Regions from separate parts of the Homo sapiens genome. Here region 2 is linked to region 1. Evidence: chromatin contacts called from ENCODE Hi-C or POLR2A ChIA-PET data. All regions are on one chromosome and are shown on one strand. Each heading gives the region's core, a stretch centred on a gene start or an enhancer-like site at or near the end of the contact. The rest is flanking DNA. Distances are from core to core; before and after follow the strand shown.

Region 1 (3,865 bases), core at 1,048-3,547:
ATGTGGGTCAGGCACATTGGCTCACGTTTGTATTCCCAGCACTTTGGGAGGCTGAGGCGGGCAGATCACCTAAGGTCAGAGTTTGAGACCAGCCTGGACAACATGGTAAAACCCTGTCTCTACCAAAAATACAAAATTAGCTGGACGTGGTGGTGCATGCCTGTAATCCCAGCTACTCGGGAGGCTGAGGCAGGAGAATCGCTTGAACCCCGGAGGCAGAGGTAGCAGTGAGCCGTGATCGCGCCACTGCACTCCAACCTGGACAAGAGCAAAACTCCGTCTCAAAAAAAAAAAAAAAAAAAAAAAAACTTAAGTCAGATGTGGTGGTGGGGGCCTGTAATCCCAGCTACTTGGGAGGCTGAGGCACGAGAATCACTTGAACCCGGCAGGCTTAGGTTGCAGTGAGCTGAGATCATGCCACTGCACTCCAACCTGGGTGACAGAGTGAGTCTTTGTCAAAAAAAAAAAAAAAAAAAAAAAAAGGAAGTAACTGGAAAAGAGAACAAAAAAGAGGAAAAGAAACCTACTCAGGGAGGTTTGCAGAGAGGGTCCTCCACCATAAGAAAGCAAGCAGTCAAGCCCAGCACTTCGCATGTTAGTGTCACTGTGTGCACTTATTAGCATTCACAATATCACTTCCTATTATTTGGTGGGATGATACCATTTCTCTTGCCAGAAAAGTTCATGGGAGGCTAGGAATGGTGGCTCATGCCTGTAATCCCGACACTCTGGGAGGCCGAGGTGGGTGGATCACTTGAGGTCAGGAGTTCGAGACCAGCCTGGGCAACATGGCAAAACCCCATCTCTACTAAAAATACAAACATTAGCTGGGTGTGGTGGTGCACGCCTGTAGTCCCAGCTACTTGGAAGGCTGAGATGGGAGGATCACTTGAGTCTGGGAGGTGGAGGTTGCAGTGAGCCAAGATCATACCACTGCACTCTAGCCTGGGCGACAGAGTGAGACCCTGTCTCTGTCTCTGTCTTTGTCTCTCTTTTTCTCTCTCTCTCTCTTTATATGTGTGTGTGTGTGTGTGTGTATCTATATATCTATATCTATATCTATATATTTTTTAGAAGAGTTCATGGGAGACCCTAGTTTCTGTGTTTTGATATTACAGAAATGGTCCTGTGCAAAGAGCTTTGGACTGGTCTGCATGAGTGAGACATGAAGGGTGAAGGTCTCCTTGGGCATCAGTGGTCCTTTCCCAGCCTGTGGTCCTGAGAGTCATGGCCAGAGCTGAGTGGGGCAGGGTCAGTGCAGGTGCATCTGCCCTGGGACCTGGGGAAGGGGTGCAGTGTCTCCATAGACATGCCTGTATTCCTTCAGCCTGCAGGTGGAGAGCAGCCAGCTGCCTGCCTAGCTGACAGGCATGGGAAGGTTGAGGGCTGGGAGCGCCAGTCTGGCCACGGGGCAGGTCTGAGCAGGGAGGAGGAGACTGTGTGGACTCAGCTTACGTGGCAGCTCCTATTAAGGACATGCAACCCAGTCCTGAGGCCAGGAAGACTGTGTGGGAGCCAGAGTGAAGCGGGAGTGAGAGGGAGCTGGCTGGAGGTAGGCACTGCCAGCAGGAGAGCTGGCTGCGAGAGGAAAGGGAGGCAGCGGGGCTGGGAGGATGCTGTGTTAGGGAGTGTGCACTGCACCTTGAGGGCAGTGGAGGAGGAGATAGGGGAAGGACAGGTTCCGGTTTGCACATTAGAAAGAGTGCCTGACTGCAGTGTGAGGGCAAAAGAGTGGTAATTCAGAGAAAAAGAGGAACCGTGCCAGGAAGGAGCCGGCAGAGTGGCCTGAGCTCAGGGGACTCTGTGGGTTCTAGGGACATTCAGGAGGCAGGATGGCAGGAGTTGATTATGGACTTGGTGATTAGAAGGTTTGTTGATGTGGGAGGGGTCCCAAGGGAGAGAAAGAAGTCAAGGAGGGTTTGAAGGGATCTGAATTGAGCTTCCTAAATGAGAATACATCTTTGAAATACATTCATCGCGGTCCTTCCCAAAGCCAGGGGCTAGGTGCCTCCTGGACAAGAGGCACCTCTGAGGATTCTCTCCGAGGACTGTCTGCCTCTGTGGGGTCAGATGTTGTGAAATGCCTCCAGTTCAGTGTTTTTGTGGTGTCTTCCTGACAAAGCACTAAGAAGGAGGGAGCCGAGGGCAGGCGTTGGGGGAAACCATCCTCTGTTGTGTGGTTGTGGGGGCTCTCCTTTGGCACCTCTTTCTTCAGCCCCAAGGGAAACACTCTGAGGATGCCCAGGGCACAGTGGTGGCCTGCTGATCACAGCTGCCCAGGCTGTGGTGGCTGCTGTCTGTAGTGGCCCCAGCTGGACTCCTTGTATCATTACTTGCAGGACCAGGTGGACACGCTGACCTTCCAGAGCCAGTCTCTGCGGGACAGAGCCCGCCGCTTCGAAGAGGCCTTGAGGAAGAACACAGAGGAGCAGCTGGAGGTCGTTTCTGGATTCCAGGCTTCCAGCCCCGCAGGAACCCCGCCCCAGCAAGGCCGAGGGACTCCCTCAGCAGTCTCGTCCCAAGACAAGGCCTCTCTGTGAATCCGCTGCTGAAGTGACAGCTGGTCACGACCTCCCCTGGATTTTTAAACAATTCCTGTCAGCAGCTCTCCCCTGAGACAGACAGCAGCTGTGGGTTTCTCCAGCTACGTGTTATTTTTGCCAAATTCCACAGCATTCCCCAGCTGGAGTCGTGGGGCTCCTATGATAAGCATGGTCTGGAAACCCCCCTCCGCTGGCCTGACCACCCCTTCCAGCCCATTCTCCCGCAACTTTTTAAGCTGACATGGGGCAGCCTTGGCTGCAGCATGCGTTCAGTTGAGGGGAATTTTTTCCAGAAAAGCTGGCAAAACTCCTTCCCTCTAACATGGGGTTGCCAAATAAAATACAGGACACCCAGTTAAACTTGAATTACAGATAAATAAATTTTTGAGTATAAGTATGTCCCATGCAATACTTATACTGAATTTTTTAAAATGTCATTTATCTGAATTTGGATTTAACAGGACACACTATATTTTAATTTGTTATATCCTGCAGCACTACTCCAACATGACTTTTTCTAAAATGGCTTTTCTGCTTCTTAAACCACTTTGCTCATTTCCTATGCCTGAGCTTTTTATGGGCATAGGTGGGACCTATAAGAGTCCCAGCTACCTGGTGAATCAAGTCGGCCGGGTGAATGTTAAAAGCCAGTGTTGGGTTTACTCTTTCTACCCCATGAATTCCCTGCTGGGCACAGGCTGGCAGCCCCCAGCAATTCTGGAGTCAGACTTGCCAGTGGTTGATGGCCATGTCTCACCTGTTCCCCCACAGAACTGGATTTTAGGAGGGTTCTCAGCAGGAAACTAGCAGGGCCCCTTTATCAGGGAAGGCTGTGAGCATCCTCTCTCTTTGGTGTTGCAGTTGCCATCAGGGCGCTTGTCCCAGGAGGATAGATTTAGCTGGATTCGTGACATTGGTTAATACTGGGTTTTGCCGGGAATCCTGGTCAACAGCTCATGGCTCTCTGCCTCTGTAGATTGCATTGGCTCCTTATCAGCACTTGGAAGAAGACATGAAGAGTCTGAAGCAGGTATTAGAAATGAAGAATCAGCAAATACACGAGCAAGAAAAGAAGATTCTTGAGCTGGAAAAGCTGGTGAGTTGGTCTGTTTGCTCGGGAGAGTAACCTCCATGACATTCCTGCTGTCATCACTGATGTCATCGTTGATGGTGTTCAGCCAGGTGTGTCCCTTACCTGCCCATTGCTTACACCCAAGCAGAAAATCCCACAGCTGGCCTTTCCCAGGAATCCAGGAGCTCTCATAAGGAATCTTGGAGGTGGCCTCACCTTGTCCAACTCTGGAGCCTTCCTGATGGGCAGT
Region 2 (3,780 bases), core at 556-3,055, 1.2 Mb after region 1:
GCCTGAATAGAACAAAAAGCGGGCAGAAGGGCAAATTCCCTCTTCTTCTTGAGCTGGGCCATCCATCTTCTCCTGCCCTTGGACACTGGAGCCCCTTGTTCTCCAGCTTTTGGATTCAGACTGGGTCTTGCACCATTGCCCTCCATCTTCTCCTGCCCTTGGACACTGGAGCCCCTTGTTCTCCAGCTTTTGGATTCAGACTGGGTCTTGCACCATTGCCCTCCTTGATGCTCAGGCCTTTGAATGCAGACTGGTCTCCACCAGCAGCTTTTCTGAGTCTCCAGCTTGCAGATGGCAAACCATGAAACTTCATGGTGTCCATGAGCATGTGAACCAATTTCTATTATAAATCTGCAATATATATATATGAGGAGACTTATTTATATATTGGTTCAGTTTCTCTGGAGAGCCTTGGCTAATATAAAGTCTATACTCTACAAAGTGCCCTAGGTACTCAGGGAGTACCCAAGTGTGTCATGACCAGCCCGACAGCCCTGGCTGCTGGCTTCCCCGCACACAACTCTGCACGCTGCCTTCATCAGCCTTTCTCTCTCAGCTGAACCGAGGGCATTGAAGCGGGCCTCTGGCACTGTACCTATGAGGGAGCAATATCTTCCCCTACACTGACCTCTTCCGTGCCGAGATGCAGCCCTCCCTGCTGCCACTAGTTACAGTGGTCCATGTTCCCTTTCAAAGTGAAGTTTTGATAAAAGCACCTCTTAACCAATGCCAAATAGCTAAGTCTGGGACAAAGATTGCAGGTATTTTGCATTTTCCATGTAACCTCAGAGGGATTGCCATTCACACTGATCTGAGCTGCAGAATACCAGGCAGCCACCTCACCCACCCAGCAGGTCCACTCTTATACTTTCTCAGAAAGCACAGCCACTCTACTCTTATTCAGTTGAAAAGAATTTCCAGGAAGGTGTTTCTGCGATTGCCTCAGAAAAGTCAGTTCCCTTTGGGAATTTCCCTTAGGGATCATCTGTAACTCCATTTCTGCCTTTTACCTGAATTCTTTGGTTTGGTTTGAATTCTTTGGTTTAATTTATGAATTCCCTTTATTACTTTTCTCTGAAGAAATGGAGATATCAGCTGTCCCTCCCCACTGCCATTTATTCCTTCCTTCATTCAAACCTTATGTGGCTGCTACTTACCGTGTGTTAAGTGTTCACTTTTTTTCTTGGAATTCAAAAAAAGAAGGACAGTATTTGGGGCACAGATCTTTTGGTGTTCTATACATTTTTTTAAAGTTTCATTTTACATTTGTGTGTGCGTGTGTGTGTGTGTGTGAGACAGTCTTGCTCTGTTGCCCAGGCTGGAGTGCAGTGGCATAATCATTGGCTCACTGTAGCCTCAAAGTCCTGGGCCCAAGCAATCTTCCCACCTCAGCCACCCAAAATGCTGGGGTTACAGGTTTATGCCACTCTGTCTGACCTGAAAGTTTTGGGTTTACTTTCCCTTCTTTCTCTTTGCTGAAGTCAGAGATGATGGCAGCTTCCAGATTCTCTGGTGCCTGTGCTGGGCTCGTGCTGGTCATGGTCTTGGGTCCAGGATTCATTCTGGAGACTCTCAGGGAAGTTTCCCATGACAAGGAAATGTAGGAGAGTGTGCTGGCTTTGCGTGCTCCTCTGCCAAGCCCTGCTTCTCCTGGTGGGACACACTGAACCACAGCCAGGGCATTTTGGTGGTTAGTTAAAAAAAAAAAAAAAAAAAAAAAAAGGAAGAAGAAGGCACTGTGTAATTGTGCCGGGGATCTTCAGAAATTGTAATGATGAAAGAGTGCAAGCTCTCACTTCCCCTTCCTGTACAGGGCAGGTTGTGCAGCTGGAGGCAGAGCAGTCCTCTCTGGGGAGCCTGAAGCAAACATGGATCAAGAAACTGTAGGCAATGTTGTCCTGTTGGCCATCGTCACCCTCATCAGCGTGGTCCAGAATGGTAAGGAAAGCCCTTCACTCAGGGAAGAACAGAAGGGGAGATTTTCTTTGATGGTTGTTTGGAAGTCAGGCTTAAACAATTGTGTCTGTGTGTGCGCATGCACAAACACTTTTACCTTATCTTTATTTTCTTCTTTTTATTTGAATGTATAGGGTTGTGTGTATTTCTGTGTAAATTTGGGGTTTTCCTCCTCTTAGTCTTTCACTTTTGTGGTGATTACCAGTCCCATTTTTAGAGCCAGGGCTGCAACTTGAAGGTTTTGCTAAAACCCTCACCGAAGTGTCTATGATCAGCATTTTAACTATTAATTAATGTGGCCAGGCAAGGGGTGGAAGGTGAGAAGACTAGAAAGGGAACATGATATACACATTTACTCAGATACTGGGCTTTTCTAACATCTGCAGTGCAATTGAAGTTACCAGTCATCTGCAGTCTAAAAAGAAAGTGATTTTGGGAGGTGCGTAGAAAAAATCATCTTATTATTTTTCCTCTATATTACTTTTTTCTTTTTTTCTCCTGAAGAAACTTTTTTTTTTGGTGATACCTTCTTTTTCTCTAGCACGTATAATTTTGGAAGCATTTTTCATATGCAGTGTATACTTCAGAAAGAGAGAGAGAGAGAGGAAAATTGTCCTGTTCAGCGTTTGCATTTCCATTATTCCTGCTATTAGTTAAAAACAACAACAACAACAAAAAACAAGCAGGATACCTAGATCTGGAAAAGGGAGAATTGTGTAGAGCTGTCTTCCTAAAGTTCTGAGTTAGGGCTGCCTCAGACCACTTTCATAACTATCTCCAGTGGCTTTGTGTTTTATATTTATTAAGATAGAGAAAAAAAGAGTAATTACTAAGGGCAGCTGCTGTAGCTTTATGGTGATTACTGAACATTGACATGCTGTCACGTTTTTGGAACTTTGAGTATTTAATCACTTTGGGATATTCTATTTTCCCCCATCTTGAGTGTGGACAGATGCTGGTGATGTAGCCTTCTGGGCACAGAGCAAGCCTCCCCCTCAGCCTCTGCACCAGAAAGGCTCAGCTTCACACACTCCAAGTATGTTTTCTACAAGAACTACACTTTGTGGCTTTCTGACCCAAACATTTTTATACTAAATTACACACAACAAAGTTGTAGCTCAGAGAGGGAACAAATGGCTTATTTAGGCCACCATTTTCTTGAGCCATTATGATTTCACACAGGGCTCCCTTGGCCCTGTAAATTGGCAAGGATTCCATTATTCAACCCGCATACATGTACAGAGACCCTGCTCTGGCCCAGATAGTATTCTGGGTACAGGCGGATAGAGCAGGAAACAAAACAGCTACAGTGATGGACAGGTCAGCCTGCAGCAATGCCTGCAGTCTCTGCAAAGGTAGCTGTATGGGTGGGCAGGTGGCTAGCACTTATTCAGCTCTGGAAGGATCTCCCCTCTGGCCTCTCCCCTGACACCCATCAATAAAACTGAGGAGCATCGGTGGACAGGGGACCTTGTGCCCCCTCCCTGCCTGTGCAGTTGGGGCTGAACCCAGCTACGAAGTTTGAGCTCACTCTCTCCAGCTCCCTCTCAATTCAGAGCTGAACTGTGGGAAGCTTCAGAGCTCTCTGTTTCAAGGACAGGTTCTCCTCACCTCTCCTAATGGAGGTGCACCAGGGAACTGGCCCTGCTCTGCCCAGGGCTTTCTCCTGGACTTTGCCATCATGGTCTAGCAAACCCTGTTCAGATTGAGGTGAGTGGTGAGATTTCGAATTCTTTTTGACAGATAGGATTAAGTCTTCTTCTGTGGGACAAGTGGGAGGTAGAGGTAAGATTAAAGATGGCCAAATGTCTGAGTCCTGACAGC

Evidence for each region. A loop is a pair of places that touch in the nucleus more often than their neighbours do. ChIA-PET counts read pairs that join two places held with the same protein, here RNA polymerase II (POLR2A).
Region 2: a map of B cell shows a loop between it and region 1 (5-fold over the local background). The contact joins the promoter of ALOX5AP here to the enhancer-like site in region 1. A Hi-C loop is called at or near these places in 1 of 168 maps with a recorded cell type or tissue (B cell). POLR2A ChIA-PET finds 5 or more read pairs at or near these places in 1 of 52 experiments (activated B cell).

Annotation. Positions count from the first base shown.
Region 1 is chr13:29,494,899-29,498,763 of GRCh38, forward strand. It overlaps MTUS2 (microtubule associated scaffold protein 2), which reads left to right. Exons shown (of 16, transcript NM_001033602.4): 13 at 2,340-2,438; 14 at 3,520-3,639. Among named protein-coding and RNA genes, the nearest start is that of MTUS2-AS1, 9.1 kb to the left of the region's middle. RefSeq lists an enhancer at 1,625-1,704. Within about 2 kb of position 2,298, at least 12 of the 41 ENCODE cell types and tissues checked have a DNase peak (open chromatin) inside an H3K27ac peak, as active enhancers do; they include B cell, where a contact is called at or near this core.
Region 2 is chr13:30,733,738-30,737,517 of GRCh38, forward strand. It overlaps ALOX5AP (arachidonate 5-lipoxygenase activating protein), which reads left to right and starts at 1,806. Exons shown (of 5, transcript NM_001629.4): 1 at 1,806-1,938. The coding sequence starts at 1,869. All of the region lies in intron 2 of LOC124903146 (a long non-coding RNA gene), which reads right to left.